2 separate regions of the Mus musculus genome follow, and region 2 is linked to region 1. The links are chromatin loops, found by intact Hi-C in ENCODE. Cell type or tissue: heart. All regions are shown on one strand. Each heading gives the region's core, and the rest is flanking DNA. Links, peaks and the distances in the headings are about the cores only. Region 1 overlaps Rassf3 (Ras association (RalGDS/AF-6) domain family member 3). Region 2 holds the start of Rassf3 (Ras association (RalGDS/AF-6) domain family member 3).

Region 1 (14,889 bases), core at 6,890-14,889:
TCAGAGTTAGCCAGGAAAGTATAAGTGACTCCCAGGTCCTCTCAGACTTGTAGGGGGTCCGTCTATCCTTAGAAAGCCTATGAGAAAGAATGCGCCTTGGACGCAGGCTCTCTGTGTCTGTGAGGTAGGTGGGTGTGTCTCTCCTGAGAAAGTTCGCTGTTGAGAAAACAAACAGCCTGGAAGTGGGGCTCCACCCTGGAAGTGAGTCTGACCCAAATTACACTCCTCGGACACGGAGGCTGAAATGCCAGGGGTGGGTTTAGAGTTAGAATTTTGCATAGACGAGCTCTCCTTGTGGCCTCAGACAGAAATGACTTGTACCCTGCCCGACAGATGCTTTGGGGTGTGGTACCAGCCCCTCCCTGGCTGCCAAGGGCAACAGCCATGCATCATTCACAGGCGGCTGCCCCTACCCTTCCCCGCCCTTCCCCTCCTGCCCTGCAGTGAGAATCCTGTTTATAGTCTGCTGTGCCACTGCCTAACCCTGCCTCCAATCTTTGCCATCTTCCTTCCCCACCCCTCTGCTGCCACCCGAGGCGCATCGAGAATGTGCGTGCATTTGGAGGGTTCTCTCCCAGGCTGGCAGACAAGAGTGTCTCGTAAAGGCTTAAGCAGTCTACAAGTTGTCCAAGGTTGTGGTCCTTCTCCAGCTCGGGCGCTATGTGGAGTCTGTCATTCCCCACCCCGCCCCCGCCCCGTCTGTGCGCTCTGTGTCTGCACTATCTGCAGTTGAAGCACCTGTGTTTGCCAGGCTACCCAAGGAACAGGCTCCTTGAGACGGGACAGCTGCAGGGAGCCCTGGGTCTCTTACCCCACCCTCCTCAAGCACTGTATGGTGGGTACATGAGTAGATACCCCACCCCCAGCCCCAACCCCCAGTTTATTATTTTTAAAAACCCAGCTCCGGGCTGTCGCTTTCCTAGGATTTACTGTCCGGTTGATCATTGAATAGCAAAGTGCTCAACCCAGGAGCAGTCCCGTAGGCCCTGAGCTCCAGCCCTCTTGATGCTTTCCAGTCTTGCCTCGGTTTAGTCTCTGAGAAGTAAAGATAGTGATCTATCTGCCTTCCTCCTCTGCCCTCAGGTGTGGGTCATCCTGGGGTCATGGCTCCTTTGATCTTTCTCATAGTGCCAGTGGGCTTCTGGTCCGAGGGGGCCTAAGCCCTGGTCCTTTTCTTTGCTATCCTCTGCCCCCTTCCATTCCTTTCCTTAGGATTCTCGCCCGCGTGACACCCCGGACCTACATGCAATGATGTTTGTGTGCAGCGAGTGGTCTGGGGGCCCTTTGACGTCCTTGATCCCTTACATGGAACCCCGTCCCTCCCGCGTCCTGAGAGAGATCAGCCATCAGATCAGATAATCTCTGCAAACAGCGCTGCGCTCAGATCAGATCAGATCTTTGCAGACAGCGCTGCGCTCAGGTCAGGAGCTCTTCAGAGATGACCTACTCCAGACTGGTCACTTAGCAGGAAGTGAGCAAACAGACTCAGAGGGTGAGCAAGGCCTGAGGCCCAGTGGTAGACCAAAGGACGTCAACAACGGAGCCTGCTGTTGCTGAGATGCTTGCCTAAGAGCCGTTCTGAATTCGGCACGGCATTCCTCCAGCGGCTTCCACGGTGACCATTCCTGGTGTGTTTGTACCATTGCCACACAGTGAACAACTGCTAGCCTGGAGAATATCCATCCAGACGTGAGCATGGTGCGCTCTGGCTGGCTGGAACAGGCATATCTTCATACTTTCTTTTTCCAGTCGCTTCGAGTTTGAACCCGACTGTACACACGCTCTTTGCATTTTCAAAGAAAATGGTTTGTCTACACCAGGGCCTTGGAGACCTGTGTAATTTAGTGCAAAAGATGTAGGATCTGGATTAAGATAGCACTTGTTCAGGTAACTAGTGGGGACTTCTTGGAGGGCCGATGGACTCTGTAGACCTCTCCTGTTTCCTGTCTATACCACAGGGAGACTAGCTAGCTCATTGTTTGAGGACGTGTTCAATGAAATGCCTGTGTGGAGATACAGGCTGCCACACAGTTGGGTTAGTGAGCATCCCCAGGCTTTGGGATGAGGCTCCACTCAGCAGCTAAGTCTCATCTGGCAAGTTAACTCACTCACTAGACTGCAGTTGTTCTGCGTGGACACTGGGGTCATTACGCCAGCTTTGCCGGTGGATTGGAGAATGGCCTGCCATCCAGGCCAGTGCCTGGTGTCCTTGACTCTCCAGGTGCTATAGTTAGGCATTGTGGACACATGGCTGCACCTGTTCTAGTTAGGTTTCTATTGCTGGGATAAGATACTATGATCAAATATGTCACCATCCAGAGAAGTCAGAGCTCCAGGCAGGAACCAGTGGCGGAGACCATGGAGGTCTGCTACTTACTGGCTTGCCTGGCTTGCTTTTGTATAGCGCCCAAGCCCACCAGTCCATGTGTGGCTCCGCCCACCGTGGGCTGGGTCCTCCCACATCAATCATCCAATCAAGAAAATGCACCACGTGCTTGCCCGCAGTTCAGTCCGGGGTGGGGGGCATTTTCTCACTTGAAGTTCCTTTTCCCTGCCTCCTTCTACCTCCTTCTACCCTGTGTCAAACTGACATAAAACCAGGTAGGATATACACGCACTGTTTGAGGCCTTTAGATCCTAAATTATTAGTGAATTCTAAAGGATCAGGAAAGAACTTAACCAGTAAGTATTTCCCCTTTCATGTTATGGGGAAAGGCCAAATAGCATGGTGGGGAGAGAGTCTGGTCACTTATATCTTGGCACAGAGACTATTGGGAAGGTAAATATACCCTCTGGTAGTTGTGCACAGTCTGACAGGCCGGTGATTACTGCTGGCTACTTAGTTTTCATTCCCTCCTTTCTGCTAAGGCACACTGTACAGCTGTAGAGACCATGACATTAATAAAATGGACTCAGGGGAGGCTTTGAGGAACCTCTTTAACTACCTCAGCACTCGGGAAGCAGAGGCAGGCAGGTCTCTGTTAGTAGTTCTAGGCCAGCCTGGTTTATATAGCAAGTTCCAGGCCAGCCAGGGCCACGTAATGAGACCCTGTCTCAAAAGTAAGCATGCAGATACACAAACAACCCTCAGAGGGAGAAATACCCAGTAGCAGGTACTCTGGGGAAGTATATTTTTCAGAAGGAACTTAGCAAAGACAGATTTGCAGGACAATATTTAGCAAAGTGCTGTTTCTAGTTACTGGTGGGTTGACTTCATTCTGCTACCCCTAGGAAGAACGAGGCCTGCTTGGCAGATGACCCTGGTGTTCTTGATGGTAAACTAGAGCTGCCTGTGTCTCGGGGAGCAACGCACCTGGCTGCTCTTTTGTGGGACACAGAAGAATCCTGGCTTATCTGCACGCTTGCCCCCCTTTCCCCCCGTGGCTGTCCATGCATGATCAGGGTTTGTTTTTCTTCTAGGATGTGGAGAAAGAGAAGGAAACGCACAATTACCTCAGCAAAGAGGAAATCAAAGAGAAAGTTCATAAATACAATTCAGCCGTTACAGACAAGCTGAAGATGACCTTAGTAAGTACTCCTGCCTGCTGGGCTTGGCTCTCACGGAAAGACGGATGGATAGGGGCAGGGTGCTGGCTGGGGTGTGTGTGTAAAAGTACAAGCTGGCAGGTTTGATCCCTGAGGCCCATGAAGAGGCCAGATGGGGCGGCACACAGCTGTAACGCCGACACTCTACAGAGAGATGGAGAGTTGTGCAGGGGCTTTCAGGACTGGTAGCCTGGGCTGCCCAAGAGCTGCGGCTGCAGCAGCCATAGCAGGGACAGAATGAGGGACCCTGCCCTGACTAGGTGGGAGGTGTGAGTGTCTGACATGCTGTGTATGCTCTGCACTAATGAGTGTAGCAGAAGTGTCATCTGCTGTGTGTCCCCTTGCCCCTGGGAATAAAGCCAGCCTGTTTTCCTAGTGTCAACTTATTGCTGACTTGGGTGTCTCAGAGCCCTCCACACAACCTTCCTTCTTGTGGAAGATTGGTGTTGAGCTCCGAGCTGAGATACACTCCAGGCTTCGAGGCAGCACTGGTCTGACAGGCGTGTGCCACACAGGACTGTGTATTCTTCAGTGGGTGCTGATCCATCCCAGAAGGTTCTGGAAGCTCAAACCTCAGGGCTAGCATGTTTCCTCCACTGCATCTGCCCTGCAGATCTTGTATGAATTTCCCACTGAGGTAGCCCCTCTCTGCACTCTTTGGTGTAAGACAAAAAAAAAAAAAATGGGTAAAAGCTGTTCGCCTTCCCGTGTGGGTTAGATCTGCTCCTTTTCCAGCCTGCTGGCCACCCGCTCAGTGTGACCTTTCTTCATTCTTCAGAATTCCAATGGGATCTACACTGGCTTCATTAAGGTGCAGATGGAACTCTGCAAACCTGCCCAGCCCTCTCCCGAGCCCAGCAGCGGTGGCTGCATGAACACGCTTCACATCAGCAGTACAAACACCGTGGGGGAAGTGATCGAGGCTCTGCTCAGGAAGTTTCTGGTGACCGAGAGTCCCACCAAGTTTGCGCTTTATAAGCGTTGTCACCGGGAAGACCAAGGTACGTGGCCACACCTAAAATGAGAGCGGTCTGTCTGTTCCTGCCTCTCTTACTCATTAGCAGAAGGACAGCTGATAGACGCCATGTCTAACTGTGTCTGTCAGAGGCCAGGGACAGACTGTGGAAGCCACACTCTATCTACAAGCAGATCTCTCTGAATGCTCCTGTTCGTATTTTGAGTTGAAGAGTGTTAGGCCTGAGGGCCCTCTAGGCTTCTGTATGAGACGACTCGTGCGGAGGACTTGCTGGTGTGCTGCACAGAGGGACAGGTTTGGTGAGGCTGTGGTAGCAATGACAGCAGTGCCCTTTGACATGCCAGAGAACACTTTTGTGGTTGAAGTTTTTGGCCAAGAGGTACCTGTACAGAGCTGGGCAGTGGTGGTGCACGCCTTTAATTAATCCCAGCACTTGGGAGGCAGAGGCAGGCGGATTTTTGAGTTTGAGGCCAGCCTGGTCTACAGAGTGAGTTCCAGGACAGCCAGGGCTACACAGAGAAACCCTGTCTCGAAAAAAAAAAGAGGCACCTGTACAGCTCACAGGTAAAAACAAACGAGTGCTGACCCCGGGTCTCCCTGAACTCACACGCATGCCCAGTGGGTAGAACGAACATTAGACTACCTCAGGAAATAGACTAGAATCTCCTGGGGAAAGTTGGAATGGAAGCTGGTGTCTACGTTCCAAGCAATAAGTGACAGTCAGCTACTTACGTCTTCCCTGGGAAAAGCCTAAAGCAGCCATAGTGGAAAATGTACTGACTTGGACATGACAGTAATGTCCTTTAGCTGCGCAGGGTGACACATGGCTTTTCCCAGCCTGTACAGAAAGATAGGCAAGTCAGAAGCCATAGGCTCAGCAGCCTGGCGGAGGAGCAGCCACCTCCAAGAAACTGCACTGTGGTTGCATCTGAAGTGCTAAGGGACACAGTTTTTGCTTGTCAGCGACTTTGCCAGCGCAGGTAGATGTCAGCCACACAATCTAAAATGACAGTGTCCAGCTGAGCCGCTGGCCACCCCCCTCCCCACCCCCATGGATGGCAAATCTTTGTATGTGAAAGTACGTCTGTGTACATCCGTAAAGACGCATTGTGCTTGTGGGATAAGTGCCTGGTCTGCTGGGTCTTACTCAGTCTGCAAAGACGTTTGCTCCTGGGAGTTTTGGAACCATGTTGTTTGGTTGAGATGTTTTCATGGTTTTTAAAGGGGTTAAGGTCCCTCCCCCACCCCAAAGTGTCCCATCTTTCTGAAGGGAGGGACAGACGGAATCACCATAGCACGCTTGATGCAAATTCCTATTTCATCTTATTCTTGGAACTCATCGCTTCCTCTTCAAGGCTCGGTGTATACTAGGTTTGTGGGACTGTGTTGTTAGTGTGATTGAATGGTGATCTAGAGGCTCGGGGAGTCTACCTGTTACTGTGGTGTGTCACAGGTGTGTGTGGGTGTGTGTGTGTGAGAGAGAGAGAGAGAGAGTGAGAGTGAGAGAGAGAGAGAGAGAGAGAGAGATGTGTCCTGTTACTGTGACGTGGTGGGGTGGGGTGGGGGAACCGTCTCAGGAACACTGGAGTCCTCTGTAACACGCTGTTTGTGTTCCTTCCTCAGTGTATGCCTGCAAGCTCTCCGACCGGGAGCACCCGCTGTACCTACGTTTGGTAGCAGGGCCCAGAACCGACACCCTTAGTTTTGTTCTTCGAGAGCATGAAATTGGAGAGGTGAGTGAGGGAGAGGTCACGGTGGCATCAGATGGCCCCGAACAGCTGGCCTGCTTTATTGCTTCAAGGAGGTGGGGGGCGGGGCAGCAAAGGAGAGAGATTTTGAATCACCCAAAGTGAACCCCTAGTTAGCTTACAGGTATGATTCTCTTAGAATATTATGTGGCCATGCGCTCTTCAGAGGTCAGAGGAAAGAATTCTTACTTACGCTCACACAGAGAGCAGTGTTCACCTCTTTGTCCCAGTTCCAGGGACTCTAATCCCAGCCTCACCTTCCCCATTATCTGCTGCTGAGAAAAGGCTCCCAAGAGCAAGGAAACCCAACAAGACGCGGGCCTGGCATCCCCTCCCCTCTACATCCAGTCAGATGACTCGGGACTTCTGTTTGCATGTGTCCTCTTCTCTCCAAGGACGACGTATTGGGGTGCCCATTGAAAACCATTTTTGGGCCGCCCTGTATATCCTCCGTCAGCGTTCAGCGATCCTGGTGCAAACTCTCCAGCCCAGGTCTCAGACTCAGGACGTGTGAGGTGTCCCGTGGAGCAGTTCTAAAGCTGAGAGAACAGGTTCTGCTCAATGGCCTAGTCAGGAGACCTGGGCCACGGATAGATAGATAGACAGACAGACAGATAGATAGATAGATAGATAGATAGATAGATAGGGACCCGGAGGCAGAGCCTCTGGTTATTCTAGCCTTCCACTCAGAAACGGTCTAGAGAGTGGTACTGAGCCTCTTTTTTGTTTTTGTTTTTGTTTTGAGGCAGGGTTTCTCTGTGTAGCCCTGGCTGTCCTGGAACTCACTCTGTAGACCAGGCTGGCCTCAAACTCAGAAATCCACCTGCCTCTGCCTCCCAAGTGCTGGGATTAAAGGTGTGCGCCACCACTGGCCAGCTTGAGGCTTTCTTAAAGTAGTTCTTATTCTCATTATTGTGTATGTGTGAGTGCATTTTGCGGGCATGTGTACCACAGCATACGTGTGGAGGACAACCTTTACATCTCAGGGGCATGTGTACCACATGCAGACGTGGGGAGCTGATTCTCTGTGGGGTTGACTAGGAGAGGAGGGAAGCCATAAAACCAATACTCAGGACTGTGAGGCAGGAGGATCGTGAGGTCAAGGCTAGACTGTACAACACAGCAAAACCTTGCCCTGGCGGTGGGAGGGGGGCCCACCCTCCCTTGGTTTCGGGGAGAACACTGAAGTGATCCTGTCTGCATTATTCCTGGATCCAGTCATGGCGTCTTCCTCTTTGTCCCTTTGTCCCCCGACAGTGGGAAGCTTTCAGCCTACCGGAGCTGCAGAACTTCCTGCGCATCTTGGACAAGGAAGAGGATGAGCAGCTGCAGAGCCTGAAGCGGCGCTACACAGCCTACAGGCAGAAGCTGGAGGAAGCCCTGGGCGAGGTGTGGAAGCCCGGCTAAGGCCGAGGGCTCTCCCTGCCCGGAAGGCACTGTTCTGGGACGCACAAGAGAGTCGCGTTGGTTGCCTCTCTTCTCAGAGAGCTGTCTTCGTGGCCCGGCCACTCTAGGGTCTTCCTCTTTTCTCTGTAGACACAGTTGTCAAAGCCTGGTCACGCAGCATCTTGCGCCTCACGAGGGACTGGCACAAGGGACTCCACAAGCTTGTTCTGTTTTGGCATGGCGATGTTACCTCTCGCAAGCTGTGAGCCTTTGGGCATCAGGCATCCCAGCGTGCTTGGAAGCATGAGCTCTGGGCTGAGGCCCCCTGTCTTCTACTAGTTACTTTAGTGACGTGATTCTGGTAACCTTCAGGATGCAAAGATGAGCTTTAAGGCTTCACTAAGCAACCGCTAAGACCGTGTTCTACGGTGAAACTACCTGCATGTTTTCATTCTCTGTTGGAGCAGCCCTACCCACCTGAACTGAAGGACACAGGAATTTAGGAACTCTGGGGGACTGGGAAAAGAGTTTGGAAGAGTTTTGACAAAGAAAGTAGAGAGCAAGTCGGGAAGGTAGAGGGAAGGTAAGGGCCCAGGGCTCGGGGAGGTAGTGTGGCTTCTAAGTTAGCGTTAGAGGAGAAAGGTGTATTTGTCTGTAAAAGAGCTAAAAGCATTCAGGGTCAATGTTGAGCTTGGTTAAAGATTGCTTAATTTGCTAGTGGTAAAATGTGGGGTCAGAGCCAAAGAGCCAGGAGCTAAGCCCAAAGGGATCCACAAACTGCAGCCGACCCGCAGTGGATTTAACCTTGACTGAGGTGGTCCACAGGTAGGTGTGCCTCAGCTGGACTTGACCTGTACATCTGTTCTGAGATCCACTGGTTCTGGACCCGCTGGTTCTGAGACCCGCTGGCGTGGAGCGGATGGCCTGGGGTTTAGCTTCTCTGTGTAGGTGGGGCCTGGCCATGTGCTGATCCCTGTTAATGTAGGTTCTCACCCCCACCCCCACCCCCACACATAGAGGTTGCTCTCTGAGTTAAAAAGGAGTTTGGGTAGGGGCAGCTGCTTCCCCTCAGCTGTTAGCTAGAAAGAAGATATAGCAAGGCCAGGGCTCACAGCACACTTTGTGACAATCACCCTCTTCCGTTTATTGCATCCTCCTTTCCTCTGCCCCTTTCCCCTGCTTCCCCCCTCCCCCGCCTCCCAGCCCCAATCACTCTTCAAAGTTGTTCTTACAAAGTAGAAGACAGGGATGTTGATTAAAGGCCGGGTCCTACTGCATCCTTGCCTCTTCAGAGACTTAACTAAGGGCCCCAAGGAAGGAAAGTCCACACCCAGCTGACTGCACAACAGTGTTAATTATGGAACTATTTTAACACAAGCGAGCATGTTCCTTCCAACCAAAGAGACGCATGTGCAATAGACAGGCGCAATGGCCTCACTTTCCACAGCAGCTTGCAAATCGGAGAGCCGAGGGAAGGGTGTTCCGATTCCGGAGGGGCCTTACGGTTGGTCTGCCTCTAGTCTAGATAGGTTTTGTTGTTTATAAATTCCCAAGGAATTGTTAACACGGTGACACCCGATGGAATCGTTTGGAAATTCCAAGGTGCCCCAGCTCTTAGCCTTTCTATGAACCGTGCCTTCTATCGAGAATCTGTCCCTTGGAGGTGGCCCTCCTGACTTGTCAGAGAATGTCGCCCTGTGGGAGGCAGATCCAAGTGTGGGTTATGCTAATGCAAGCTCCCTGGACAATCGGATCTTCTAAGCTATTAGAAAGAGTTGGGAAAAAAAAAAGTAGAGCTAGCTATAAAATATGAATGGCACATCTTGTTTAATTTTGCATGTGATTTCTTTTTTCGTGCATCAATGAGGTTTAGTGACATTGTCATCCGACACGCTGCCTTTGTTGTTCAGGGAATGCCTTCGTGGTTCTTGTACTGGTTTTACCATTGGGTTTGTGTATGCTGCCACCAGCCACCTGGTCTTCTGACTACTCCTCCCAGTGTGCCTAGCGTTTGTGAGGCATTGGTTTCTCTGATTAAGACACTGTTAGACGCTAAAGTAGCAGCTGATGGGTATCTGTGAATTTTTTTTTTTTTACTTGAAGTAGACTGTATGAAGCAGCTCCCTCCTCCGTATGCCTCCAAACCTCGCTCGATGGCGTGTGCACTTCACCTGAAGATCTGCCAGTCCGAGGTTCCTGAAGACCGATGTTCTCGCTCAAACACTGGTTACTACAGCAGCCGTTGTTTTAAAGCATAAAGGAAGAAAAAGCATAAAGGAAGCATAAAGCATAAGGGAAGAAAAGGAGCCCCAGAGGCCAAAGAGATATATATATATATATTTTAAACCGTTGTTCAGATTCTCCGGTAAAGCGAAAGCCAGCTTTGCTATAATGCTGTTTTCTCTTCGGAATGTGATGGTACAGGGATGGTGGTAAATGAAGGGTGGCGCAGGGAAGCTTTTAAATCTAAAGTGAAAAGCTATATTTATAATGTTGAGGACTTTAAGTTTTATTTTTATAGGGCAGATTTTTTTTTCTCCCCTGAAATTGTGTCTGGAATGGCAAAATTGTTCCTATTATTAAAAATTGAAGTTGTTAGTTGATAAATTTGTATGTCTTTATTTATGATAACATGCTACTATATGTGTAATATATATGTGTGTGTATTTTAGTCACAGTTTTGGAACAAGCTTTTTTTTTTAGAAGAACATTCCATAATTCAGTAATGTTTACAAAGATATGGTTTTGGCTTTGTGTTTTTCTGGAGAGGGGGCGCACACTTTCCCAAATGTCATTGTTCTTTGTTATTCTACCTCCATGTCTGCCTGTCCTGCACATTGAAATTGTTTTCCCTGTGAAAACAAATGTATGCCTTGGGAACCCATCAAAAACCACGCAAACACCAAAAGAGCTCTCGGGACACAGACTTCTCGTTCCTCCTGCCAGCAGAAGCAGGCCGTCCTCAGAGGCCCCGGTCCACCCCTGCCAGACTTGACTTGCCGGGTTTTACCTGCAAGAAGCCACCTCAACAGCAGGGCATGTTTGGTTTTAGATTCCTGCAACTGTTTGTACAAATGGGTTGGACAGGTTGTCTTGGATTCGTCTTCAAGGCTGCATAAGGTGTTCTCTCAGCCATGCTGCCCCCTGGAGGCCATGAGAGGAACAGCTTTTTTTGTTTTTGTTTGTTTGTTTTTTTTTGTTTTTTTTTTGCCAAACTCTTTCCAAAGATCCTGGGTAGGAGGCACTTCCACAGGACTCCCGGCTCCTTACTCCCTCCCCCAAGACAAAGCATAGAAATGTGAATTTCTCTTCACTGATGAAGGTCATGGAAGCAAATCTTCCTGACCTTTTGTCTTGGAGCTGGCCCTAAAGGAACCATCATCTTGTGAGACTGGAGAGGTGGCTCGGAGGTTGAATAGTGTTGGCTGCTTTTCCAGAACTGAAAAAGGTAAGTCCCCAAGCAACCAAACCTGGGTGCTCACAACCTTCTGCATGTGACTCAGTCTCTAGGGAGATCCCGGGTCTCTGGCCTCTGTGGGTACCAGCACTCAACGTGCCACACCCAAACACATGCTCATAATTAAAAATGAAAACGATTTAGAGAAAAGGAAATGCCCTTGGGTTGAGTTCTGTACTGGCTGGTTTTGTATGTCAACTTGACACAAGCTAGAGTTATCACAGAGAAAGGGGCCTTAGCTGGGGAAATGCCTCCATGAGATCCAGCTGTGGGGCATCTTCTCAATTAGTGATCAGTGGGAGAGGGCCCATTGTGGGCAGTACTATCCCTGGGCTGGTAGTCTTGGGTTCTATAATAAAGCAAGCTGAGCAAGCCAGGGGAAGCAAGCCAGAAAAGAACATCCCTCCATGGCCTCTGCATCAGCTCCTGCTTCCTAACCTGCTTGAGTTCCAGTCCTGACTTCCTTTGGTGATGAGCAGCAATGTGGAAAGTGTAAGCTGAATAAACCCTTTCCTCCCCAACTTGCTTCTTGGTCCTGATGTTTGTGCAGGAATAGAAACTCTTAGACAAGTTCCATCTCCGTCACTATGTCAATAGTAATGTTAATACAAATAACAGTAAATTATTTGAAGTGTAGCATAGGACTCCGTTTCAAAAGGGGTCCTGCCTCTTGGCTGTAAGAAAGCTAGGCGGCTGGCACACAGAGGAAGAGCAGCCTGGAGAGCCGCGCCCTGCTGGGCTGATTCTGCTTCACTGAATGCTTGTGTAGTGAAGGCTCCTTAGCGCTCCACAACCGCCCCATCCCCACTTAGAGAGCTTGGAGAGTAGAGCTCTTGCCCAGTGACTTTCTTCATCTGTATCTTTTGTAATAAGCCAGCTCATACAGGTGGGTATTTCCCAGCCTTCTGGGGGCTGTCCTAGTAAAATTAATCTGAGGAGGGGGCCAAGGGAGCCCAGATTTATAGCCATGTAACCCCGGACCTTGTTAGTGTCTAGTGTGTAGTGAGTTGGGGGGACTGGGCAGGCCCTCAGCCGTGGGTAGCACTACAAGAGGCCATCTTGCGGGTGTTCGCTGCAGGGTTCCTTGCTTGCTGGTGGGGAGTTCTCACAGTTTCGAGGCTCACACGATGGATCAGTGTTGTGAGTGTGTAACACACAAGAGGGACAGACTTCTGAGAGATTTGGAGAAGGGTAGAATACAAATGCTGCATTGGGGTGCTGTCAGGTAGTCCTAATTGGGTGTTTTGTTTTGCTGAAAGGGGAAACCTATATCTGGTACAACCTATATCAACATGTCAACTAGGTGCTAATCACGTACCAAGCCTTATTCAAAAGGCCGACAGTATAGTAACAGTAACTATCTACTTCTCAGTCAGTTAATGCGAATATTACACTCATAGTTGAGTCCCAAGGTGGGGTGTGAGTGATGGGCAAGCCTTTGACAGCCCAGCTTCTTGGTCATCTTGTTCTCAAGTTCCAAAGTGTTTAGAGCAAACACTACCTCCCCTCTGGGGGGCAGACAGGAAAGCAGGTTTGTGCTGGAAGAGGGGGGCCTTTCCACTCACTCAGTTACTGGTGAGCTTCAGTTATGGAAATGGTTGTATTAGGACCTGTGGGTCATGGCCCCTGTGGGAGTCGAATGGCTGTAAATATCTGCATATCAGATATTTACGTTATAACTCATAATAGTAGCAAAATTACAGTTATGAAGTAGCAACAAAATAATTTTGTGGATGGGGAGTGTACAGGCTAGTTTTGTGTCAACTTGACACAGCTGGAGTTATCACAGAGAAAGGAGCTTCAGTTGAGGAAATGCCTCCATGAGATCCAACTATAAGGCATTTTCTCAATTAGTGATCAAGGGGGAAAGGCCCCTTGTGGGTGGGACTATCTCTGGGCTGGTAGTCTTGGGTTCTATAAGAGAGCAGGCTGAGCAAGCCAGGTGAGGCAAGCCAGTAAAGAACATCCCTCCATGGCCTCTGAATCAGCTCTTGTTTCCTGACCTGCTTGAGTTCCAGTCCTGACTTCCTTGGTGATGAACAGCAGTATGGAAGTGTAAGCCGAATAAACCCTTTCCTCCCCAACTTGCTTCTTGGTCATGATGTTTGTGCAGGAATACAAACCCTGACTAAGACAAATTGGTACCAGCAGAGTGGGGTATTCCTGTGACAACCTGACCATGTTTTGGGGAGGGCTATGGAAGGACTTTGGAACTTTGGGCTTGAAGATCCATCCATTGTTAAGAGCTCTGTCAGATGTTGTGTAGGAGCTTGGAAGATAATGTTGAGAACACTGCAGAAGATGGAGGTTTGGTTTGTGAAATTTCAGAGGGAAAATTAAAGACTCTTTTCAGGGCCATTGCTGTTTTGATTGTGAAGATTGTGTAGTTCTGGTTAGCTGGGGCTGAAGAATCAGCTGTGATTAACAAGATACCAGAACTACTAAAGCAAAAACTTTGCATTACTGGGACTATTGATGCTGGTTAGCTGGAGCTAAGAAATTAGTGGTGATTAAGAAGAGACCAGCATCATTGAGGTGACATCTTCTGGGAAGTGTTTTCTGAAAGCACAAAGAGGCTGTGTTCCAGAGATGGCCAAGGTTGTACTCCTGCTGCAGCGGGACTTGGTAATATGTAAGGGTCACCCAGGTGGTACTGGTTTTGAAGGCATGAAGGGGTCACACAGAGCAGCTGAGGCTCGGCACTGTGAGAGGCCATGGAAGGTCATTGGTGAAGGTGCAATTGAAGGTCCAGGACTGAAGGGGTCATGCAGTGTTTTGGAGATGCCAGTACCATGAGATGACCACCAAGAGCAGCAGCAGCAGTGGAGTACAGGCATCTGGAGCCTAGAGGATGACGCGTGTGCTACAAAGGGCATGGCTGGAGAAGTGACCTAAGCCCTTGGAGGAGCCCAGAAGATCGTAAGTTGGATCCCAGAGATTGGACAGTTGTAGATTGATTTTTGCTTTTGATTGTGACTGTGCCCTGATATTTTCCCTCTTGAAGAAACTGTTTTAGTGGAGCCCACAGTTAAGAAACTTTTAATTGTAAAAAGACTTTGGATTTTAAAAGAGATGGATATTTTAAAGAGATTGAAATTTTAAGAATATGTAAAGACTGTGGGACTTTTAAAGTTATTTAGATCTTGGGGATGAATAAGAATGTAAGGGTTGAGGCTTACTAGTGATGTGTTTGTGTGTCAAGTTGACAAGGGGTCAATTGTACAGGCTAGTTTTGTGTCAACTTGACACAGCTGGAGTTATCACAGAGAAAGGAGCTTCAGTTGAGGAAATGCCTCCATGAGATCCAACTGTAAGGCATTTTCTCAGTTAGTAATCAAGGGGGAAAGGCCCCTTGTGGGTGGGACCATCTCTGGGCTGGTAGTCTTGGGTTCTATAAGAGAGCAGGCTGAGCAAGCCAGGTGAGGCAAGCCAGTAAAGAACATCCCTCCATGGCTTCTGCATCAGCTCCTGCTTCCTGACCTGCTTGAGTTCCAGTCCTGACTTCCTTTGGTGATGAACAGCAGTATGGAAGTGTAAGCCAAATAAACCCTTTCCTCCCCAACTTGATTCTTGGTCCTGATGTTTGTGCAGGAATAGAAACCCTGACTAAGACAGGGAGTCACCACAATGAGAGGAACTGTATGAAAGGGTCGCAGTGTTAGGAGGGCTGAGAGCCACCGATTTAGGGGCTAATCCTGAAATACAGGGCAGGAACTGTCCTGCTTTTCCTTTAAGGTCTGTTGCCTGGGAGGAGTGGGCAGGGCAGGGCAGGGGAC
Region 2 (15,651 bases), core at 5,171-13,170, 67 kb before region 1:
AGGACTTTTGAGAACCCTTTATATTTGCCAAAATAATAAGTGTTGGTGTGGTTTTGCTTTCTGAGAGAAGCTGGAATTCTATTGATTATGTGTGTGCTTGTCTGGAATTCTATTGATTATGTGTGTGCTTGTCTGGAATTCTATTGATTATGTGTGTGCTTGTCTGGAATTCTATTGATTATGTGTGTGCTTGTCTGGAATTCTATTGATTATGTGTGTGCTTGTCTGGAATTCTATTGATTATGTGTGTGCTTGTCTGGAATTCTATTGATTATGTGTGTGCTTGTCTGGAATTCTATTGATTATGTGTGTGCTTGTCTGGAATTCTATTGATTATGTGTGTGCTTGTCTCTTTTGCTTGGCTTTCTTTTCAGCTGTGACCCAGCATAGGTGCTGGTGAGTGGGATTATCAGTGAGCACCTTGGGGTTAGCATGGTACTGGACTTTTCAACTTTAGGAAGCTATAACCTATGCAAGGTGTGTGTGTGTGTGTGTGTGTGTGTGTGTGTGTGTGTGTATACATGTGTGTATGTGTGTATATGTGTGTGTACATGTGTGTACATGTGTGTATACATGTGTGTATGTGTGTATATATGTGTATATACATGTGTGTATACACGTGTATATGTGTGCATGTGTGTGTATGAGTATGTGTGTATATGTGTGTGTATGTGTGTATGCATGTGTATGTGTGTATATGTGTGTGTACGTGTGTGTACATATGTGTATATGTGTGTGTGTGTGCGTGTGTGTTATATACAAGTGCATTGCACATGAGCATTCAGGTGTATGTATGCATGGAGCCCATTAGTCAGTATCAGGTATGTTTCATGTTTACCTTATTACTGTGATTATTATTTTTAATATCATTATTATTATTTTGGAGCAGGGTCTTACTATAAAGCACTGACTGTGCTGTAACTCATTATGTAGACCAGGCTGTCCTCAAACTCATAGAGATCCACCTGCTTCTGGGTCCTCACTGCGGGGGTTAAAGGTGTGTGCCACCATGACCAATAAGAACAGCCTATTGGGGCGAGGGACTGATCTCTTGATAAGCCTGGAGCTCACTGATTTGACTAGACTGACTGGCCAGCAAGCCCTCAGGACTTCCTGTCTCAGCCCCCCATCCTGGGATTGTGGATGCCATCTGTCCCACTTGGCTTTTTACGTGGGTCTGGGAGCTGAACTCAGAGCCTCATGCTTACACAGCAAGCACTTAGCCTGCAGAGTCATCTCCTCAGCCCAAAGGCTTTAAAGATACTATACTATGTTTGTGTGTGCCTGCCTGTATGTATGTGCACCACATGGCTACAGTGCCTGAGGAGGTCAGGAAAAGGGCTCAGTTCCCTAAGCTGGAGTTACAGGCAGTTGTGAGCCACTCAGTGTGCTTGCTGGGGACCAAACCCAGGTCCGTGGCTGGAGCGGCAAGGGCTCCTAACTGCTGAGCCATCTCTCTAGTTCCCTCACATTCACTTCTATTCTGGAATAATTTTGCTCTATTTCTGTTTATATTTCTTTGGTGAAATGAACTGTTAGACATAGAAGTGCTGATTCCTTCCTTCCTTTTTTCTTTTCCTTTTTCTTCCTTTTTTTTTTTTTTAAAGATTTACTTATTTTATGTATACGAGTACATTGTAGCTGTCTTCAGAAACATAAGAAGAGGGCATCCAGTCTCCTTACAGATGGTTGTGAGCCACCATGTGGTTGCTGAGAATTGAACTCAGGACCTCTGGAAGAGCAGTCAGTGCTCTTAACCACTGAGTCATCTCTTCAGCCCTCCTTCTTTTTTTATATGTTGGAACCCACAGTGTCCACATCAAGATCATATCTGAATTGTACCCTTCTGGACCTTCTTGAGTCATCCTCATAGTTACAGACATTCGTATTTGTATTTATTTCACATAGTTGTGGGAATCCTCTTAACTGCCATGACCTAAGCTTGAAACCTGTGGTGGTTTGAACAGGAATGGTCCCCATAGGCTCATCTGTCATTAGGGAGGGGCACTACTTGACAGGGATTAGGAGGTATGGCCTTGTTGGAGGAAGTGTGTCACTAGGGGTTTCAAATGCTCAAACTGGGTTCAGTGTCTCTCTCCTCCTGTGGCCTGCCAATCCAGATATAGACCTCTTGGTTCCCTCTCCAGCACCATGTCTGCCTCTCTGCCACCCTGTATCCTGTCATGAAGATAATGGACTGAACCTCTGAATTGTAAGCCAGCTCCAATTAAATGCTTTCTTTTATAAGAGTTTCTGTGGTCGTGGTGTCTGGTACAGCAACAGAACCCTGTGTATATATATGTATGCATTATGTATATAATGCAATTTAAATCTTCTCATTCCAATTCTGCTCTCTCCCTCCTATTATTCCTCCTATTATTATATTTCTATTACTGTGACAAAATACCACGACCAAAGCAACTTATAAAGAAAGCATTTAACTGGGCTATGGTTTAAGAGGGTTGCTCCATACGGTGGAGCGAAGGCAGGATGGCAGGCACAGCTGAGAATTTACACCTTCCTTCATCCACAGGCAAGAGGCAGAGAAGGAGGCTGTAGGGGAGGGAGGGAGGAATTTCTTCTTCCTCCTCCTTCCCCTCTTTCTCCTTCTTCCTCTTCCTCCTTTTCTCCTCCTCTTCTCCCTCCTCTTCCTCCCACTCCTCCTCCTTCCCCTCCTCCTTCTCCATTTTGTGCTATCAGCCTAGTACCCTCAGGCTTACGGGTAGCATGTGACCTTTCTAGGTCCTGAGATTGTGCAAATATGGAGCATCTGTCTTCATGTGCTAACATGACCTGAACCACATTATGTGTCAGGTACTAAGTTCTTCAAGCCTTATTGAACATAATCTCTGGAAGAATGCTACAACCTGAGTGCTGTTATTTTCCTACTTTCTAAATGTGCGATGGGGTTTCAGTGAAGTCAGACAACTTACTGTGGATCACACCATCCTCATCCATCACACATTTGAACCGGGCCTTCTGATTCCTGATCCTACGCACTTAACCACCAAACACCCTGCCTTACACTTACAATGTTATCTTTGCCATGAACACAATGGAAGTTACCTGAGTGACAACCACAATGATGGGGAAAGATCAAACCAAAGAGACACCGATGGTACCAGAAAGGCTATCCTAAATGGTTTTCTTCTGGCCTTCAAGTAATCAACTTCCATAAGAAAGAACCTTTCTATTTTTAGCTATATATATATATATATATATATATATATATATATATATATATACACGTGCATGCATTGTAGAGGTGTGTGCATGTAAGTGTAGGTGCCTACGAAGGCCAGGAGAGAGTCCAATGGCCTGGAGCTGCACTTGCAGTTAGTGGTGAGCTGCCTGATAGGGGTGCTGGCAAGTCCTGTGCAAGAATACTATGTGTAGCCGGGCGTGGTGGTGCACGCCTTTAATCCCAGCACTCAAGAGGCAGAGGCAGGCGGATTTCTGAGTTCGAGGCCAGCCTGGTCTACAAAGTGAGTTCTAGGACAGCCAGGGCTACACAGAGAAACCGTGTCTTGAAAAGAATACTATGTGTTCCTAGCCATAACTTTCTCTAAGTTTGGCTGTGCTAGGCATTGTTGTTATTGTTTGTTGTTTGTGTCAAAATCATGATGCAGTCCTTATTGGCCTGGAACCCAGTTTATAGATGACACTTGCCGCAAACTTGTGTGACCTTCTGGTCTCTGTGTCAGAATGCTAGTGTAACAGGGACATGCTACCACACTCAGCTCTCTCCTAGAATTAAAAAAAAAAAAGATTTAAAATTATTTTTATTTATGTATATGTGTGTGTTGACATAGGTGCTAGGTTTAGAAATTGTGTCTTTGTAACAGCAAATTCTTGACTACCGAAGCATCTCTGAATCCCCTTTTAGAGTTATTAAGAGAAAATTTTGGTTCAACAGTTTTTCTTTATTTTGAGATGGGATTCTCATTATATTGGCCAATCTGACTTTAAACACCCGAGTTTAAGCAATCCTCCTGCCTCAAGGCCTTTTCAGTAGCTGGGACTACAGGTGTGTGTGTGTTACTATGCCAGGCTAAGAACACATATTGTCTCACATAACAAGCCCTAAGTAGGGCAGTTTCAGAGCTTGTTAATTAAAAGGTTCAAGAAGTCTCTTTAATCATTTGCGAGATTCGCGGTGTCGTTTATGTCGCGGTGTCATTTATGCCCATAATTTGGCTCCAGAATTCCCAGGCCCAGAGGGGTGTCTTTCTTCAAGGTGACAAGATGGTACCCAAAAGCTCTATCTCTCTCCCGAGTTAGTGTCTCAATAGTTGGCTCTGTGTGATCAACCCACACTGAAAGCTATCGTGGTAGTGAAGGCAAGCATGACTGACTGGCCTTAAGCCAAAGCCCTGAGCAGCCACTGAACTTTTATCCGAGGATAAAAAGTTTAGCGAGCAAAAAGAAATGAGTAAAAGATGCTGAGCAGCCATCAAGGTCTGATATTTTTAGGGTAAAAAGACTCACATTCGCTTGTCTCCATTCTGCCAAGGGTTTTATGAGATTTCTCTCACTTAATCCTTATGAACTAAAGCGAATAAAGTGGGCACATTGTTATTCCCATTACTGAAAACAAACCTGTGTCACAGCGTAGCTACTTAACATTAAAAGGCACACAAGAGCCGGACATGGTAGCGCAACTTTAATTCCAGTACTCAGGAGGCAGAGGCAGGTAGACCTCCGTGAGTTCGAGGCAAGCCTGATCTATATAGCTATACTGAGTTCCAGGGCTATGTGGTGAGACCCTGTCCCAAGAGGGGGAAAGGTCATATAAGAATGAGTATAGGGACTGGAGAGAGGCTTAGCAATTAAGAACTCTGGCTACAGAGAACCTGAGTTCAAATCCCAGGACCTACATGTTGGCTCACTGTTGCCTATAACTCTGTTTCTAGGGGACCTGACATCCTCTTCTGGCCTCAGGGGTACCAGGCACACACAAAGTGCACACACATAGACGCAGGCAAAATGTCCATACACATAAAATAATAAAGAAAATAATCAATAAGCAAGAGTGAGTGCGGTCTTTCCAGCGCTGGCCTGTCCGTCCCACAGGCCATCCTCCTTCATGTCACACGGCACCAATGAAATAGTGATCAGTTGGTGTGACCTTTAGGATAAATCTGTGTCATCATTTATCTTCTGTCTTAGCACAGAGTCAGAACCTCACCTGCAGTTGCAGGTACACAGATGTGATTGTGTCACACATGCCTTACAATCATGCTGGCTGATTTCAGGAGTGAAAAAAAATGGACCTCCTTGTTTTATTTGTTTGAGTGTTCATATCATTCTAAAAGATGTTTGTTTTTATCTCATGTGCATAGGTGTCTTGCCTGCATGTATGTCTATATGAGGGTATTAGTTACAGACAGATTTAAGCTGCCATGTGGGTGCTGGGAATCGAACCTGGGTCCTCTGGAAGAACAGTTAGCACTCTTAGCCACTGAGCCATCCCTCTAGACCCCAAGTTCCTGTATCATTTAACTCTACTCTCTGCTCAGTACTGAGTGATTTATAAAGGCAAGTCAAATATCATTATCCCTTTGCTCAAAATCTCTGGTTAAAAACAAAACAAAGCAAAAACCTTTACAGAACAGTGACTTTTCTGTGGTTGTTACATTTTTACCTTTTTTTTTTTTTTCAGTGCTGGGGATTGAACCCAGGGTCTCTTGTACATGCTAAGAAAGTACTCTGCCCACCAAGCTACATCTGTTAGGGATTTTCTGTTACTCTCTGACAAAAGTTCCCAACACTCACCTTCCACTCACACAGTTAGAAAACATTGATGTGCTGGCTGTTGTTTGGATCTGCCGAGCACTCTCCTGCCACAGGACCTTTACACACGCTCTTCATTCTGCCGGAAAAGCATTTCCCAGACACTGTACAGGACTAAGCCCTTAGCCTCCCTCACCTTCTCTACAGAGGATGCATGTATTACTTTGCTCCTCTCTCTGACAAAGCTACTTTGTATACATTTACTTTAAGTATGTTCCCCAATTAACATGGAAAGAAAAGCTATGCAGGCATTTGATGAGAATCTAAGCCAATAGGCTCCTCTATCAGTGGGACATGTGTGGTGATTCACTCCACTCACAAATTCACGTCTGTGTTTGACAATAAGGCCTTTCAAACCTGAGCCTGCCTGAGTCTCTTTTATTTACTCTACCCTTCCCTTTCCTTGGATTTTAAATGATAAGACTGTTTAACTGTTTAGCAAGGCATGTTGAGTTTTTTACAATCTCTAAGTCCCGTTAGTCAAATCTTTTTTTTTTTTTTTTTTTTTTCGAGACAGGGTTTCTCTGTGTAGCCCTGGCTGTCCTGGAACTCACTTTGTAGACCAGGCTGGCCTCGAACTCAGAAATCTGCCTGCCTCTGCCTCCCAAGTGCTGGGATTAAAGGCGCGTGCCACCACGGCCTGGCTCTGTGAGTCAAATCTTAAAACTCAGCTTTTATTTAAAATGATGCTATGTGAAAAATATAGAAATATGGCTTTTACTTTTTGTTCCTAGAAGCAGAGACTTTCCTTAGTCATACTTTGTGTGTGTGTGTGTGTGTGTGTTTGAGATGGAGTCTCTATGTGACCCTGGATGTTCTAGAACTCAGAGATCTGCCTGCCTCTGCTTCTCTGCTGGGATTAAAGGCGTGTGCCACCCCGTGGCAGAACCAGACTTTCTTAGCTTCAGGCCTGTTCAGTAAAACCCCAGGACCCCGTTAATAAAGGTGATCCACCCTGGACTACCCCTCTTCCGAATTATGATTATTTTTTTAAACAAGTGGTTCTCACGAGGCCAATGAGATGGGTCAGTCAGTAAAGTTGCCTGTGGTTCAGGACCAGCCACCCGGGTTCAGGGGCCAGGGCCCGTGTAACTACGTCAGGAGAACTGACAGCACAAAGCTGCCCTCTTCCTTCCACAGGCAAGCCATGGCAGGGGCACCTGCCCACAAACACTAATTTCTAAAAGTTAAAAGGCAGCAAGCCTAAATGATTCTGATGGGGTGCTGACAGCCATAAAATGTAATGTAGACTCTTCCCCTTAAAAATAACATCAGGGGGCTGGCGAGATGGCTCAGTGGTTAAGAGCGCCGACTGCTCTTCCGAAGGTCCGGAGTTCAAATCCCAGCAACCACATGGTGGCTCACAACCATCTGTAACGAAATCTGATGCCCTCTTCTGGAGTGTCTGAAGACAGCTACAGTGTACTTACATATAATAAATAAATAAATCTTTAAAAAAAATATCATGAAAGGGCAGGGCAGTGGTGGTGCACGCCTTTAATGCCAGCACTTGGGAGGCAGAGGCAGGCAGATTTCTGAGTTCGAGGCCAGACTGGTCTACAAAGTGAGCTCCAGGACAGCCAGGAGACCCAAAAGCAAAAGAAAACAAAACAAAAACCAATCCAAACCATGAAAGATCTTTTCTGTTTCTGTGTCTGTGTCTACTCTAGGTGACGCATGGATAATATAATATAAATATAATAATATAATAAAACACGTTTGTTAAATCGTTTACCCCAGGCTGGAGAGATGGCTCAGGTCACAAGGTCCTGAGTTCCCAGCAACCACATGGTGGCTCACAACCATCTACAATGAGATCTGGTACCCTCCTCTAAAGGCATACATGCAGGGAGAACATTATATACATAATAAATCAACAAATCAATAAATCTTTAACCCACCCACTACTCAAACTGGAGTATTTAACTGAAGCCCCTGTTATTTCAATATGGCATTATCTGAATGATGTCACAGTAGGAGTTAAAGAAGACAAATCTTGCATGGAGTGATTGTCCTCTTCTCTTACATTTGGCTCCTAAGTACACAAGGAACCTGTAAAGTAAGGCTTTCCGGCTAAAGGAAGAGTAAAGCCAGACTCTGCTTTCTAGTCATCCATAGTCGAGTGGTGCCTGGGAAGAAGTCTTTCAAGTAAGGGCTTTAAAATAGGCTGTGACTCTAAGGCCCCTCTGGGGGTGAGTTCCCTGGAGTGAAAGGCCAGTTTGCATGCTGAACACGTGAATAAATCTGCAGGAAGGCAGATAAGTCAGCCTTCTTTCTGCCCGAGGGAGGAAGGAACTACACAGGAGCCATTTCTTTCCCTTGTCCCAGACTTCTCTCCGGTCTGGCTTTCCCCCCTTCTCGTTCTCAAGTGACGATTAGGCACTCAGTCCTGATTCCAGGAAGGGTACACAAAAACGCCACAGAAGCAGCGGGTCTCAGCCTGAAGGCGACTGCTACCTTTATGTTTTAGTCACAGCACTGGGGGAGTAGAGGAGAAAAGGGCTTAGCCATAAGCAATGACGAGTTTCTCTTTTAAAAAACTCCTTAAAAAACAAAACAAAAATTCTGCTACGGCCTGCATATCATAGCAGCCTTAAAGCTTCAAACCCTCTTTCCCATCAAGGTCTCTTGCAAGCAAGTTAGTAGGACTCAAGTCAACTCCATCACGCCAAGGGGAAAACGACCCCCCAGGTCACCCTAAGCAAAAAAAAAAAAAAAAAAAAAAAGTCGCATTTTAAAAATTTAGCAGATTCCCGAAGGGAAACCTTGTTTTTTGTTGTGTGGGTGAGAACGGAGTGGTCTAATCTACTTGCTCCCCCATGGGGTGACCATGTAAGGTTGCTTGTGGGAGGCGACATTTCCAAAGTGCATTTAAATTAAAAGTACTGGATTGTTCGGTGATTATGAAATTTGTCCCCCAAATTCTCAACTGCTTTAGCCATCCACATTTGGGACACGCCTTCGCCACAGGGAGGCGGGAAAGCTTTACCACCGAAGTTCAAAAGAACCAGAGAGGATGTTTTCTTTCAAATAAGCACAACCCAGTCGCTCTTACCCCACCCACCTCTGCTAACTTATAACGGTTTGGGAGGGGCCAGCCGCACGCGTGGCTCGACCCCCTCGACCCAGACCGTTTCCACCAAGGCCGAGCCCGAAGGAGAGTGGGAAAAGTTCTCCATTATATTGCCGCCCTCTCCAAAACTTCGGCTCCAGTGACGGGAAATCACTGAGGAGTTTGCAGATTCCGGGAGGTTGGGGAAGCCCTCGGGAGAACTGTTCCAGCAGGGGCGGTGCTCGAACCCACCTTCCTCCAACAGTCCACCGGTGCTAGGACGGAGGGGCGTGGCTGAGGGCCGCGGGCGGGGCCCCACCTGCGCGCGCGGAGCTGGGCAGGACGCAGCAGCGGAGGCCCGTGGGGCGGGGCCTGGGCGGGGCCTTGGTAGCAGGGGCGTGGCGTGTGCTGGGTCCTTGACGGGCTGGGGGCGGGGTCTTGGCTGGGCGGGGTCTGGTTTGAGGTGGGTGGGGCCTTGCCAGGCGTGGGGGGCTGGGTCCAGGAGGGGGCGGGGTCGTGGCGCACCAGAGCCGGGAGGCGCCCGGAGAGGGCGGCTGATCCTGCGGGAGGGGACCAGACGGCGGCTTGAGCGGCGGCTGCAGCTGCAGCAGGACGGCTTGCCGGCGGCTCGGGGCCGCGCGCCGGGAACCTCACGGGGCGGGCGGGCGCCGCACCCCGGCCTGGCCGCCTGCGCCCCGGGGAGGCCCCCTGCGCGCAACCGGACCAGCAGCATGAGCAGCGGCTACAGCAGCCTCGAGGAGGACGAGGACTTTTTCTTCACCGCCAGGACCTCCTTCTTCAGGAGAGCGCCTCCGGGCAAGTCCCGTTCGGGTCAGCCGGTGAGTGGCGTGCTCGGGGGTCTTGGCTCCACGTGTCTGCGCCCGCGCTGGGCGATGCTCGCCCGAGGGCTGCGGGGCTCTGAGAGTGGCCTTTGCCCTTTCGGCGCCTGAAAGGTGCTGGGAGCCTGTGCAGTGGGCGTGGGCCGCCCGAGGCGAAGGAAGGAGGTGGAAGGGCGCGGAGCCAGATGGCCTGGGCCTCTCTGCTTGGGGGACGCCGGCTGCGGGAGCAGCTCCAAAGAGCCGGGAGGTCCCCGGGCCACTCGGGATGGCTCCCCCGACAGCCCTTCGGGGCGACGGCCGGGTCACCGCGCCGTCCTGGCTGCAGTTTGCTTCTAGCTGCAGTTTGCTCGATGGCCCTGAGTGGCTTGAGGGCACGCAATAGCCCAAAGTGACCGAGCAGCCCCGGTGCGGGCAAGCTGCAGGGTAAAGGGACCGGGCGATCGTCGGTGCTCACTAAAGTCTGGGTCTCATCAGGTCCGGTTTGCGGGTCCTGCGGACGTCCTGGGTAGACTTAGCTCCAGAGGGCTGAGCCTTACGCCGATTTCTTCCTTTTTTGGAGGAAGGGTGCCGTGGGAAGCGTGGCTTGGGAAAAGACAGTACGGGAAGTTGTGCCAGTTTCACAGATCGGGACAGGGATTATTATTATTTTTTTTTAGGGGCGTCTTCCAAATGGGGCACTTTGGCCGGACTTGTAAGGTCGGCGCTTAACCGGTGGCCTTCTGGCCCTGGAAGCCGCACCAGGGAGCCTGGCCAGCTCGGCCACGCTCTCGTCAGATATAGGAGCTTTAACGGAACAAACTTGTTGCTCCTAAAAACACCACAGACGCACACCAGAGGTTTCTGTCAACTCTGGAGATGAAAAACAAGAGAAACTAATCGTTCAGAGGCCCAGTGATGGGGATTTTGGTGGAGAGAAATCTCTGCCCAGACTGCCCTTGCCAACCCTTTTAAGTTTAACAGGCCGTTGTTTTCTAAAGTAAAACTCCTTTATCAGATTTGGAAGTTCTAGGCTTTTTGGTCTATTAGATTTCCAAACTAAGAGGAGGAGGAGGGTGAAAGGCTAGGATGAGGTCATTATTGCTAACAACTAGTCCCCTAGTGAAGGGCTAGCTAGGGTGGGTGGTAGCATGCCTTTATCCTCAGACTTCAGGTTGCTCCGTTTACTAGGGTGACCTTTTATTTTCAGTAGAATGTGCTAATGGGGGAATTTGGAAGTCAGAGATTACCCACGACTCCCACTCCCACACTGCCTGGCCTACCTCCTGTGGGGCAGACAAGAAATGGCCTTTTCCCCCTTTCTCATCTAGTTTTTCCCTCATTGGGGTTCTTCACCACTTTACATATTCCCCTCCCGTTTGCCTTGTAAAGAGCTTGAGCCAGTTTGACTTGTATTCCAGAAGTGCCTGGTAATTTCCAGAAAACCAGGGGGTTCTTGAATTCTACCGGTGTGGGAGTCCCCTCCACGGGGGTCCAGCCAGAATGCTGTGGTTGGAAGTCAAGAATCTTGTTCCTGCTTTTTAGTAGTTGAAGCGGCAGCTGGGGATGTAGCTAGTAGCTTGCCTAGTACTTACTGCATAATATGGGGTTGTAGTTCACAGTAGTGTGTCTGTCTGTCTGTCTGCCTGTCTGTGTGCAGGCAGGAAGATCAGCAATTCAAGGTCATTATCCAGACCCCCCCCCCCTTCACACACACACTTTAAGCAGCATTTCTGTGAGGTTTATGTACATTAAGAGAGTCTAGGTTATACGTAACCACTTTGGTAACCGTCCTCTAACTGTGTCTGTATATATCATGCAATATTGTCCATTGAGCACTGACATGACTGTATGACGTGTTGAAAATCAGGGCAGTAACATCCACTTCCTGGGTGGAGCCATTCACTGTCTATTTGAAGCTCTGTGGCCTGTTTTCTGGCATCACACGCGTGTGTTAAAGAAAGGGCTCTTGGTTAGAAGGGTTTCTGAAGCCTGAGTTTGTTTGTTTATTTTTGAGACATGGTCTGTACATAGCCTTGCCTGTCCAGGAACTCATCGTGTGAGCCAGGCTGGCCTCAGTGCATGGAGATCCACCTGCCTTACCTCCTCTGCCCCTGCAGCCACGCCTGTCTGCACCTTGGATTGCAGCAAGCGACTTGTGTTTTATTTAAAGAAGTGAGTGTATCTTAAGTTCCTGATTACATATTTGTGAACGAGGAAGTAACGCTCGCAAAGCCATGCACGCCAACGGTAGAGTGTGTCTTTTGGGTCGGGTCAGATAACACTTCTTCACTTTGATATGATTATAGGGGCAAAAGAAACACTTCTTACACGGGTACTTCTACCTCTTCCCTAGAAGGTGGGGAGAGCCATAAGGATCCATTCTTGCTTGCACAGATCCCCCCCCCCCCGCCCCCCCGCCCGCCTCCCGTAGGCTGTACCACCTGCTGGGAAAGCTAGGAAGGATGGTTTCTGGAACCCTTGCGAATATTCAAAGAAAGCAAGAGGGCTCGGCTGAATACAGGCTGAGGAGAGGGGGTGTGTTTGGAGAGTCAGGGGTAGACATTTTCTTTCTTCTCTTGCCAGGCCAGGAAACATTCAACTTCTCCCCATCTCCAACGATAACAGAAAGAGTCATAAAGAAAATGGTGTCCTTTTCTCCTTTTATTTTGTACCATGTTGGTCTTAAAAAAAAAAAAAAAAAAAAAAGAGGCTTTGAGGGGGTGTTAATGTGCCCCCCCCCCCCCAGCCAATGCTTCACTGTGCAGTTGCTTAGTGAACACTGGTTAGATGATCCCTTTCCTGGTTTGAAGATACTTGGCTCTTCACCGCTCTCAAACGTGTCTTATCTCATGGTTCTCCCAAGAACACTGCTCTTCGGAGAGGAGAGACTGTTGAGCGGCTGTCTAAGGCCCCTACTAGATGCTAGGAAGGCCGGAGCGTGGGTCAGCTGCTTTCTCAGCAGAAGCGTAGCTTAAGATGCTGTGTTCCCTTTAAATATGGACATGTGTATACTAAGGCTTTCTTAGGATTCTGACTCTGCTGCACAGAATATCTTGGCAGTGCTCAGTTCTGGTGTGTGGATTCGCCAGGCTTCAGAGGAGCCGCCTATTCTTAGTTTTATAAGCAGAACCAAAAATGTTCTGTAGTTACTAAAATCAAACTGCCTAGAACATACGCGCAGCCTAAAACTAGTAATACAATCTGCTAATCTTCTATGTGGCCTTTTTTTTTTTTTTTTTTTTTTTGAGACAGTCCCATGTAGCCCAGGCTGGGCTACACAGCTCTCTATGTAAGACCTTGAACCTCTTGATCCTCCCACCTCCCCCTAAGTTCAGGGAGTCATGCCCAGTTTCCTGGGATGCTGGGGATCAAACCCCAGGGCTTGGTGCTCATGGGACAAGCATTCCACTGCTTGCACTGAGTTTCCTCCCGGCTCATGCCTTCCCTCCCAGCTGAGGGGATAGATAACCTTTGTGTATGGTGCTTTGCCTGCTACATGTATGTCTGCACGATGTATATATAGTACCTTGGAGGTCAGAACCTTGGGTTCCCTGGGACTGGAGTTCCAGATGGCTATGAGCTGCCGTGTGGGTGCTAGGAACCACACTTTTGTCTTCTGCAAGAGCAGCCAGTGGTCTTAACCAGTGAGCCATCTCTCCAGCCCCTGCTCTCCCTTTATTAGTGTTTCTTCTGGAAGTTTTGGAGGTCGTTCACTTGGGCAAAAAGTGGCTCCCAATATCAGCAGTATTTTAGCTATATCAATTTTAATCCTATATAACTGAGTACAAGTATTTCCACCAGCAGTACTTTTTTTTTTTAATATTATTTTATTTTATGTGTATGGTGTTTTGTTTGCAAGTGTCTGTATACGCCATCCTTGCCTGATGCCTGCAGAGACCAGGAGTTGCCAGAGCAGCCTGGAACTGGAGTTAAGAGGTAGTTGTGAACTGCCATGTGGGTGTTGGGGATTGAACCCTGGTCCTCTGGAAGAGCAGCTGGTGCTGTTAACAGCTGAGACAGCCCCCACCAGCATTTTTGCCTGGCAGAAGCCGTTTACAGTGCACATCTCCCCGACATGACTGTTCTTACAGTCTTAATCCACTGAGCATTTGTGATTGTGTCAGCAAGATGCACAAAGGCATATTTCTCTCACTGAATCTCAAAGGGAAATCAGTCCCCAGCCTTCTGCAACCTCGAATGAGCGGTATGCGCGGCTGTGTTTCCTCTCCTGGCAAACATGCAAGATTTACAATGATTTGAGTGCAGTGACAAAAAAAAAAAAAAAAAAAGGACTAAAAATATCCAATGATGTAGTTCTTCTCTTTAGCCTTCCTTGGGCAGCCAGTGCCTGTCATCCTGTGACCATTATTTGTCTAGTCACACACGAGGTCAGTCCCATTCTTCTCAGTGGGGTCTGATCCCCAGCTCTTAGCCCTGAATGTCAGCCCCTTGCTTTCTCTTCCCTCCCTGGCATAAGTAACTGCCATTTCAAAAGGTCACAATAGGAGGCTCAAAGGACATTAGACATCCTTGGGCCAATTTTCGGAACCATAGCAGAAAACTAGAGTAGTGTGTATGTCCAGGTGCATCTTGTGTGATGTGTGTGCCCTGGAAAGCACAGCTTAAAGTTTTATATATATATATATATATATATCCTAGCTTCCTTTTTTTTTTTTTTGGTTTTTCGAGACATGGTTTCTCTGTGTAGCCCTGGCTGTCCTGGAACTCACTCTGGACCAGGCTGGCCTCGAACTCAGAAATCCACCTGCCTCTGCCACCCAAGTGCTGGGATTAAAGGTGTGCAACATCACTGCCCGGCTTTTTTTTTTTTTTAAGATTTATTTTATGTATATGAGTACAATGTTGCTGTCTTAAGACACACCAGAAGAAGGCATTGGATTCCATTACAGATGGTTGTGAGCCTCCATGCGGTTTCTGGGATTTGAACTCAGGACCTCTGGAAGAGCAGTCGGTACTCTTAACCGCTGAGCCATCTCTCCAGCCCCCAACACATCCTAGCATCTTAAAATCGTGGGGATCCTTCAGTTGAATATGTACAGAGAAAAATCTGACTACAGTGAGAAGTTTCTGAACCAAAAACAAATTCACAACCAAACACACAATTAATCTCCTTACCCGGTGTGTTGGTTGTGACAGACTTCATTACACCCTGGTTGTGTGCACACACCCTGGGCAGTTTGCACAGTGCATGTTGACACACCACGCAAGGTTAATTAATGGCTGTTGCCTGAAACGCCTCATGTGGACATGAGACTGTTCTGTGTTTTGAGCTACACTGTTCTGGCTAAATAAATAAATAAATAAATAAATAAATGGTTTTCTGCTCTTATAGAGCATCATGCTTAAATGATGGGAAACAAACATGAGCTGTTTCCCTGTTATTGTTCTTCAATGTGTAATATCAGTTTAGTGTATCTTTGAATTGTGCTATGTTCGAGTATTTAGTTTTGTTTTTGAGACAGGCTGTTTCTATGTAGCCCTGGTTGCTCTGGGCCTCTGTATGTACGCAGACCAGGCTAGACTTGAATTCTCTGCCTCCAGAGCACTGGGGTTAAAGGCTTCTTTCTGGCACTACCTTTGGCAAACCATCTGGTTTTTAAAAAACAAACAAGCAAAAGTGAATTTTGGTTTGGGATTAGGACACAAGTTCCTCTTTTCTCTGAGATGACCCTAAACATACAATCAAAATGGCAATTTCCTACCATTGTATGTGTGTGAATTGGCATTCAGACCACTGCCAGCATTCATGGATATAAAATCAAATATCAGCCAACTCAGACCCAGCATCTTTGACGTTTTTCAGTTGTGAGGTAGTTCCTTGTGTACAAATAGACAAACATAACTATCATCAGTATGCAGACTTGCTTTTGTCTTTACTTTTGAAATTTTACACACACATGCACACACAAAGAGTCGTTACACAATAAGTTCTCTTAAAACAATTTTTGCACATATTTATTTTGTGTG

Evidence for each region. Hi-C counts contacts between places; a loop is a spot of excess contacts. Peaks named below come from ENCODE experiments on the same cell type or tissue, not always from the same donor. Only the 100,000 strongest peaks of a DNase experiment are listed, where the experiment ranks them.
Region 2: it touches region 1 in a loop (5-fold over the local background); 10 of 42 quality-filtered maps call a loop at or near these places.

Annotation. Positions count from the first base shown.
Region 1 is chr10:121,405,724-121,420,612 of GRCm38, reverse strand. It overlaps Rassf3 (Ras association (RalGDS/AF-6) domain family member 3), which reads left to right. Exons shown (of 5, transcript NM_138956.3): 2 at 3,421-3,528; 3 at 4,325-4,547; 4 at 6,146-6,255; 5 at 7,528-10,263. The coding sequence ends at 7,677. Among named protein-coding and RNA genes, the nearest start is that of Gns, 48 kb to the right of the region's middle. In heart, for the core only: CTCF peaks have their summits at 7,645 and 10,811 (motif pointing left); a DNase peak (open chromatin) is centred at 7,572; H3K27ac peaks cover 1,161 bases.
Region 2 is chr10:121,470,036-121,485,686 of GRCm38, reverse strand. Rassf3 (Ras association (RalGDS/AF-6) domain family member 3) reads left to right here and starts at 9,437. Exons shown (of 5, transcript NM_138956.3): 1 at 9,437-9,684. The coding sequence starts at 9,577. In heart, for the core only: a CTCF peak has its summit at 8,758; DNase peaks (open chromatin) are centred at 8,866, 9,216, 9,786, 11,146 and 1 weaker place; H3K4me3 peaks cover 5,135 bases; H3K27ac peaks cover 5,107 bases.